3 separate regions of the Homo sapiens genome follow, and all the other regions are linked to region 3. A link is a loop called in an ENCODE intact Hi-C map of the cell type or tissue named here. Cell type or tissue: Caco-2. All regions are shown on one strand.

Region 1 (2,500 bases), 620 kb after region 3:
TCATCCCCCACCATTTCTCACATTTGCACTTTTACAAAACTCTCCTAATTACTGTCCTTGCTTTTACACTTGCCCTATAACCCACTCTCCACAAAGCAGTGATCTTTTCAAAATGTAAAGTAATCAGCCAGGCTAATCCCAGCACTTTGGGAGTCCGAGGCGGATGGATCACTTGAGGTCAGGAGTTCGAGACCAGCCTGGCCAACATGGCAAAACCCCATCTCTACTAAAAATACAAAAATTCGCCAGGCATGGTGGTGCATGCTACTCAGCTACTCAGGAGGCTGAGGCAGGAGAATAACTTGAACCCAGGAGGCAGAGGTTGCAGTGCACCGAGGTCATGCCACAGCACTCTAGCCTGGGCAACATAGCAAAACTCAGAAGGAGGGAAGGAAAGGGGGAGGGAAGGGGAGGAGAGAGGAGAGGAGGTGAGGGAAGGAAAGGAAAGGAAGGAATAGGAAGGAAGGGGAAGGAATGAAAAAGAGAAGAAAAAAGAGAGAAGAAAAAGAGAGCAGGAAGGAGGGAGAGAGGAAAGAGGAAAGGAAAGGAAAGGAAAAGAAAGGAAAGGAAGAAAGAAAGAGGGAAGGGAGGGAGGAGATCAGCCGGGCGTGCTGGCTTACGCCTGTAATCCCACACTTTGGGAGGCCTAGGCGGGCGGATCACCTGAAGTCGGGAGTCGGAGACAAACCTGACCAACACGGAGAAACCCCATCTATACTAAAAACACAAAATTAGCCGGGCATGGTGGCGCATGCCTGTAATCCCAGCTACTCGGGAGGCTGAGGCAGGAGACTCGCTTGAACCTGGGAGGTGGAGGTTGCACTGAGCCAGATTGCGCCATTGCACTCCAGCCTGGGCAACAAGAATGAAACTCTGTCCCCCCCCAAAAAAAAAAAGATCAAATAATTACTCTACTTAACTACCCCTCCCCTCTGGTTCCCATTGCTCTTAAGAGTAAAATCCATTCTTAAACCAGGTGCTGTGGCATGAGCCTGTAGTCCCAGCTACTCAGGAGACTAAGGTGGGCGGATCACTTAAGCCCAGAAGTTCAAAGCCAGCTTGGGCAACATAGTGAGACACGCCCCATCTCTTTTTTTTTTTTTTTTTTTTTGAGTCAGAGTTTCGCTCTTATTGCCTAGGCTGGAGTGCAGTGGCGTGATCTTGGCTCACGGCAACCTCCACCTCCCGGGTTCAAGCAATTCTCTTGCCTCAACCTCCCAAGTAACTGGGATTACAAGCATGTGCCACCACGCTCAACTAAATTTTTTTTGCATTTTTAGTAGAGATGGGGTTTCACCATGTTGGTCAGGCTGGTCTCGAACTCCTGACCCCAAGTGATCCAGCCACCTCAGCCTCCCAAAGTGCTGGGATTACAGGCATGAGCCACCACGCCCGGCTGAGATCCCTATCTCTTAAAAAGAAATAAAAAATCCTTTTCTTTTTTTGAGACAGAGTGTCCTTCTGTCACCTAGACTGGAATGCAGTGATGCAATCTCGGCTTTCTGCACCTCCACCTCTTGGGTTCAAGGGATTCTCAGACTCCTGAGTGGCTGGGGTTAAAGGCATGGCCACCACCCATGGCACCTGGGCCAAAAAATCCATTCTTCACCGTGGTTTACAAAAGCCCTACATTATCTGGTCTTTGCTGCCCCCTCCAGCCTCATCTTGTACAGTCTTTCTTGGTTCACTAAGCTTCAACCACACTGGCTTTTCTCTTCACCAAACTCATCAAGCTTGTTCCTTTATTAGGGTTTTGCAGTTTTTTCTCACCAGGAAGGTTTTGCCCCAGACTTCACACAGCCATTCAAGTCTTAGCCCAAAATGTATGCTCAGGAAGGGCCTTTCCTGACCACCCAATCTAAAGTAGCCTCCAGTCACTCTGTCTCATATCCCCCAAATTTAAGTCTCTGCATAGCACTTGCCTTTTTAAATTTGTTTATTCTATAATGTAAGCTCCATAAAACTTTTGTCTGTCTTGTTCCCCATCTACAGTGGCTCCTGACAAACAGTCAGTCCTCAGTAAACATTTATGAAAAGAAGGAATGGATGAATGGCATCAGATACTTAAGTAATCCAAGTGCAAACCAGGGACACCAAACAGTCATTTGCAAGAGATCAAAAAGAATGGGCTTTCCCAGTTTCTTACCACCTGAAAGCTTAAGTTACACTTTGACTTAGGGCCTAGTTCCAATCAAATAGACAAGGATAGCTGTACTGGAAGGAAAATGAGCTATCTCTGGAAAATGATTAGATATGAAATCTCATTCCAAGATTATCACCAGCCTCTAACTCCCCACAGTAAATCCAGCACTGACAGCAGATTTACCATCTACTTACCTAAGCGCAGAGGAAAGGTGAACTATCATAAGAACTCACAGCCGGGCACAGTGTCTCACACCTGTAATCCCAGCATTTTGGGAGGCCGAGGCAGGCAGATCATGAGGTCAGGAGTTTGAGACCAGCCTGGCCAACATAGTGAAACCCTGTCCCTACTAAAAGA
Region 2 (2,500 bases), 94 kb after region 3:
GAGAACAGAACCTCCCTCATCTGCCACTTTCTTGCTACATAACTTGGTCAAGTCACATAATATCTCTGAGTCTTAGATTTTCTTTTTTGTTTTGCTAAATGGGGTCAATAAAAATTACTTTTCATTAACATTGTTAGGAGGGCTAAAATAAAGGATTCATGTAAAGCTTTTAGCATTGTACCTAGGATATGGTAAGTGTGCACTAGCTTAAGAATTAAGTTAAAAAATTATTTGAGAACTTGACTCCTGGAAATGTCCAGGTTTAGAGCTAATCTGGGCCCAGGAGGGACTGTTCCAGACAGTTCTTCAATAAAGAGGCCCAGAGATCAGCTATGGGTCCCTCTGCCCATCACTACTCACTAGGCTGTGGAGCCTGGACAAGCACCATACTAACATGAATTAATAACAGTAATTAATAACACTAAATAATGTTTATAATATTACCGAATGCCTTCCAATTATCCAAATATACCAAGTTATTGTGAGAATAAATGAGATACATGTAAATCATGTCCCAGAGTAAGTGCTTAGTAAGTATTATTTCACAGAGGAGAAGCAGGCTGAAAGGCACTAATTAATCTGAAGCCACACTGCTAAGAAGTGGCAGACTGGACACTTTGGTGCCAAGTTCTGAGTTCTTTCCACAACACAAATATGTCTAACACCCACCACAGATGTTGGTGTGCTCTGAAAATATTTGCATGACAGTTAATATTTGGAAAATGAACATCAAGAGGCATTCTGTGGTATTCCTTCACCCCAATCTGCAGTTTTTAAATGATTTCTACCAGAGCTGATATATGATCCCAAACCTCTTGGCCATAGGTGTTCATTTTTTCCCTATACCTTTTCCTAAATATGCCCAGCCATCTCCTTTCTAAAATATTTATTATATCTCCTTAAAACAAACATTCCTCAAATTCAGAAGTTGCTGTTTACACACTTCACTTTATCATGCACAACTATACACACACACACACATATATACACAAAGTCACATTATACAATCCTAGAACATAGGGGCTATAAAATGAATTTTGTTGACTGCCATCTACACCAACAGATTGGACTTTTACCTTTTCTTCACCAGATAAAAGGAAAAAGAAAAGAGCAATAACAATAAATTCCGGTTGAGTGATTATATAGAATAGGCAATAGATTACAGCTAGCAACAGTGTGTGTGTCCGATAGGAGCTCAGGCCTAGCTGGGTGGAAGCCCCACCCAACTACTTGCTTGCCGACCTTGAGAATATTACTCAACATCTCTAAGCCTCAAGTGCCTCACCTACCTATAAAGCAGAGATAATAATAGAACCTACCTCATAGGGATGTCCTGTAAATTAAATCAAATAATTCCTGTAGCAAACTTATTGTAAGTCCTGGAAGATAATAATGCCTAATAAGTGTAACTTGCTATTATTATTATTATTATTATTATTATTATTTTCCTCATTGTTATTCAAAAATCACAGAAACAAGAAGATAAAAAAAGAAAGAATAAATGAATAAATGACAAAATTTGGAAAATACCTTTGGATCAAAACAGCAGTTGTATTTGTAGACTGCTTTATAATTTTCCAAATATTCTTGCTTCACTCATCAAGTATTTATTGTGTTGGGCAATGCACTGTGTTCTGCAGATACTAGTGAATAAGACAGAGGCGATCCTTGTCCATTTATGCATTGGATCCTCAAAACCATAGTCCTATAAGGTAGATAAATCTACTTGACAGATAAGAAAACTGATGACTGAAGAAATTACAACTTAAAAGTAGACAATGGAACCTGAGATTCATTCACTCAACAAATATTTATTGAGTGCCTTTCACATGCTAGGTGCTTTGCTAGGAACTGGACATATAGAAATGAAGCTCAGATAAAAAAGTATTTGCTCTCATGTTGCTTACTTTCTAGTTGTGAGCATTAGAAAATGTCAAACACATATAACATCTAATATGTCAGATGATGATAAGTATTACATGGAATAATAAATCAGAAAGTGGAGGTGGGAAGTTCAGGTGCGATTTTGCATAGGGTTATTTAGGAAAGTCTCTCCAGAAGGTGCTATTGAGAAAAGACAGAAAAGATGGGGAAACTAAGGAATGATATATTTCACAAGGGTCCATTTAGGGTCTTCTAGCAGGCTTTGATTTGCTCAGGGCTTTCCTAGTGGCCTCTTTTACCTCCTTGTTTCTCAGGCTATAGATAAGGGGATTCAGCATTGGGGTCACCACCGTGTAGAGCACAGACACCACTCGGTCTCCCTCGGAGGACTGGCCTGTGTTGTCTCGCAGGTACATGAAGATGAGGGTGCCAAAGAAAAGAGCGACGGCAGTGAGGTGGGAGGCGCAGGTGGAGAAGGTCTTGGCCCGGCCTCCAGCAGAGTGGATCTGCAGGATGGCCACAATGATAAACAGGTAGGATACCAAGATCACCAAGATACAGGCAGGCATGACGAAAAGAGCAAACACAATAATCACCACTTCCTGAGTGTAGCTGT
Region 3 (2,500 bases):
CCGTATCACTGACTACAGTAAAATTCTCAAAGTTAATCATTATGACACAGATTGCAAAGACCTCCATCATAATATAGATAGCAGAATAGCCTTTAAATGTCTTTTGTTGTAGCCTTCTATAAACTGTGTCCTTGAAGAATAATTTTTTTTTCACAGTGCAGCCCAACTGTTGGATGCAAAGTTGTTTTCCTTAAAGGCCCCTAAACAAGTAATTTGACTAAGAAATAATCTTTTTCTCCTTTTTTATTTGTATAAATACAACAGGTAGAAGTGCAGTTTTCTTACATGGGTAGGTTGTGCAGTGGTAAAGTCTGAGCAGTCAGTGTAACCATCATCCAAATAATATTTTATCCATTACGTAGTTTCCTATCCCTCACCCCCTTTCCAGCCTCCCATCCTTCCAAGTCTCCAGTGTCTGCTATTGAACACTGTATGCCCACTGTACACATTATTTCTCTCCCACTTATAAGTGAGAACGTGTGGTATTTGTCTTTCTGGGTCTAATTTGTTTCACTTAAGGTAATAGCCTCCAGTTCCATCTATGTTCTGCAAAAGACATGACTTCATCCTTTCTTATGGCTGAATATTATTCCATTGTGTATATATACCACATTTTCTTTATCCATTGACCTGTGGATGGACACTTAGGTTGATTCCAAATCTTTGCTATTGATAATAGTGCTGTGATAAATATATGAGTGCAGGTATCTTTTTCATATGATGATTTCTTTTCTTTTGGGTAGATATCCAGTAGTGGGGTTGTTGGATCTAATAGTAGTTCTATTTTTAATTCTTTGAGAAATCTCCATACTGTTTTCCATAGAGGTTGTACTAATTTACATTCCCACCAACAGTGTATAAGCATTCTTTTTCTCTGCATCCTCACCAAAATTGACTTTTTAATAATAGCCATTCTGCCTGGTGTAAGATGATATCTCATTGTTTGCATTCTTTATCTGTCATTACTGACTTTCCATTTTGGGTAGGGACCATTGCTGGAGAGCTAGTGTGATCCTTTGATAGTGTCGTCACATTTGGATTTTTCACAGCTCAGAATTCTTACACTTCTTCCCTCTCATCTGGAAAGACTGACACTTCTAATATTCGTAATTATTTTCATGCAGATAGGATTTTTTGTTTGTTTCTTTATATATTTTTTTCTTGACATTTCCTCCCCTTCCTAGGGTGTGTGACTGTAGAATATGCTGGATAGGGTCTTAGGCTATGCACTTTCCTAGGCAGGTTTTATATTGGGCTGTGCAGTCTGGCCTAAAGACCAGTAGATGGTGCTTATGAGTAAGAGCCAGCTGTGGCCCTATATGTTCCTTTGAGAAGGAGCTCACCAAGTTAGTGTCTCTTTTGCACAGGTTCAAGGGTAGTCCTACTTGATGACAACCCACCAAGTCTCTCTGACACCTGCTCACCAGTCTTCCTGGACCTGAAATCTTGCTCAGATTTTCCAGAGCATTTTGCATTTCTGTAAGTGTGCCCATTGTTTTCTGAAGTTTTGATTTTTTATTTATGCTATTTCGCTGAATGTTTTTCCCTTCACTTCTTATATCATTTTTTTTTATTCCCTTACATTGTGCTTTGCCTTTCTCTGTTGCCTCCCTCATTAGCTTAATAACTAACCTGAATTCTTTTTCAGGTAAATCAGGGATTTCTTCTTTGTTCGGATCCATTGCTAGTGAGCTAGTGTGGTGTTTTGAGGGTGTTAAAGAACCTTGTTTTGTCATATTTCCAGAGTTGGCTTTCTGGTTCCTTCTCATTTGGGTAGGTTCTGTCAGAGGGAAGGTCTAGTGCTCAACGCTGTTGTTCAGATACTTTTGTCCCACGGGGCGTTTCCTTGATGTAGTACTCTCCTCCTTTTCCTAGGTATGTGACTTCCTGAGAGCTGAGCTGTAGTGATTGTTATCTCTCTTGTGGATCTAGCCACCCAGCAAGTCTACCAGGCTCTGGGCTGGTACTGTGGGTTGTCTTTAGAGTCCTGTGATGTGAACCACCTGCGGGTCTCTCAACACTTGCTTCAGTGGAGGTAGCAAGGGTGTGAAGTGGACTCTGTGAGGGTTCTAAGCTTTGGTTGATGAGTGCACATTTTGTGCTGGTTGGCTTCCTGCCAGGAGGTGGCACTTTCAAGAGAGCATCAGCTGTAGTAGTATGGGGAGGAACAGGCGGTGGACAGGGCCCTAAAACTCCCTAGATTATATAACCTTTTTCTTCAGTTACCAGGGTGGGTAGAGAAGGACCATTAGGTGGGGGCAGGGTTAGTCATGTCTGAGCTCAGACTCTAGTTGGATGGGTCTTGCTGTGGCTGCTGTGGGAGATAGGGGAAAGCTTCCCAGGTCAATGGAGTTGTGTTCCTAGGAGGATTATGGCTGCCTCTACTGTGTCCTGCAGGTTGTCAGGGAAGTGGGGGAAAGCCAGCAGTCACAGGCTTCACCCAGCTCCCATGCACCCCAAACGGCCTGTGTCACTCCCACTGTGCCCCTGCCAACAGCAC

What was found. Peaks named below come from ENCODE experiments on the same cell type or tissue, not always from the same donor. Only the 100,000 strongest peaks of a DNase experiment are listed, where the experiment ranks them.
Region 1: it touches region 3 in a loop (9-fold over the local background); 5 of 110 quality-filtered maps call a loop at or near these places.
Region 2: a loop joins it to region 3, with 6 times the contacts of the local background. A loop is called at or near these places in 3 of 110 quality-filtered maps.

What each region holds. Positions count from the first base shown.
Region 1 is chr11:57,662,176-57,664,675 of GRCh38, reverse strand. No RefSeq gene overlaps it. Among named protein-coding and RNA genes, the nearest start is that of ZDHHC5, 4.7 kb to the left of the region's middle. RefSeq lists a silencer at 1,666-1,735. In Caco-2, no CTCF peak of the experiment used is centred here; a DNase peak (open chromatin) is centred at 1,535.
Region 2 is chr11:58,191,062-58,193,561 of GRCh38, reverse strand. OR9Q2 (olfactory receptor family 9 subfamily Q member 2) reads right to left here. Exons shown (of 2, transcript NM_001005283.3): 2 at 1-2,500. The coding sequence ends at 2,127. Among named protein-coding and RNA genes, the nearest start is that of OR9Q2, 3.2 kb to the right of the region's middle. In Caco-2, no CTCF peak of the experiment used is centred here; a DNase peak (open chromatin) is centred at 1,201.
Region 3 is chr11:58,285,243-58,287,742 of GRCh38, reverse strand. No RefSeq gene overlaps it. Among named protein-coding and RNA genes, the nearest start is that of OR10W1, 18 kb to the right of the region's middle. In Caco-2, a CTCF peak has its summit at 1,279 (motif pointing right); a DNase peak (open chromatin) is centred at 1,292.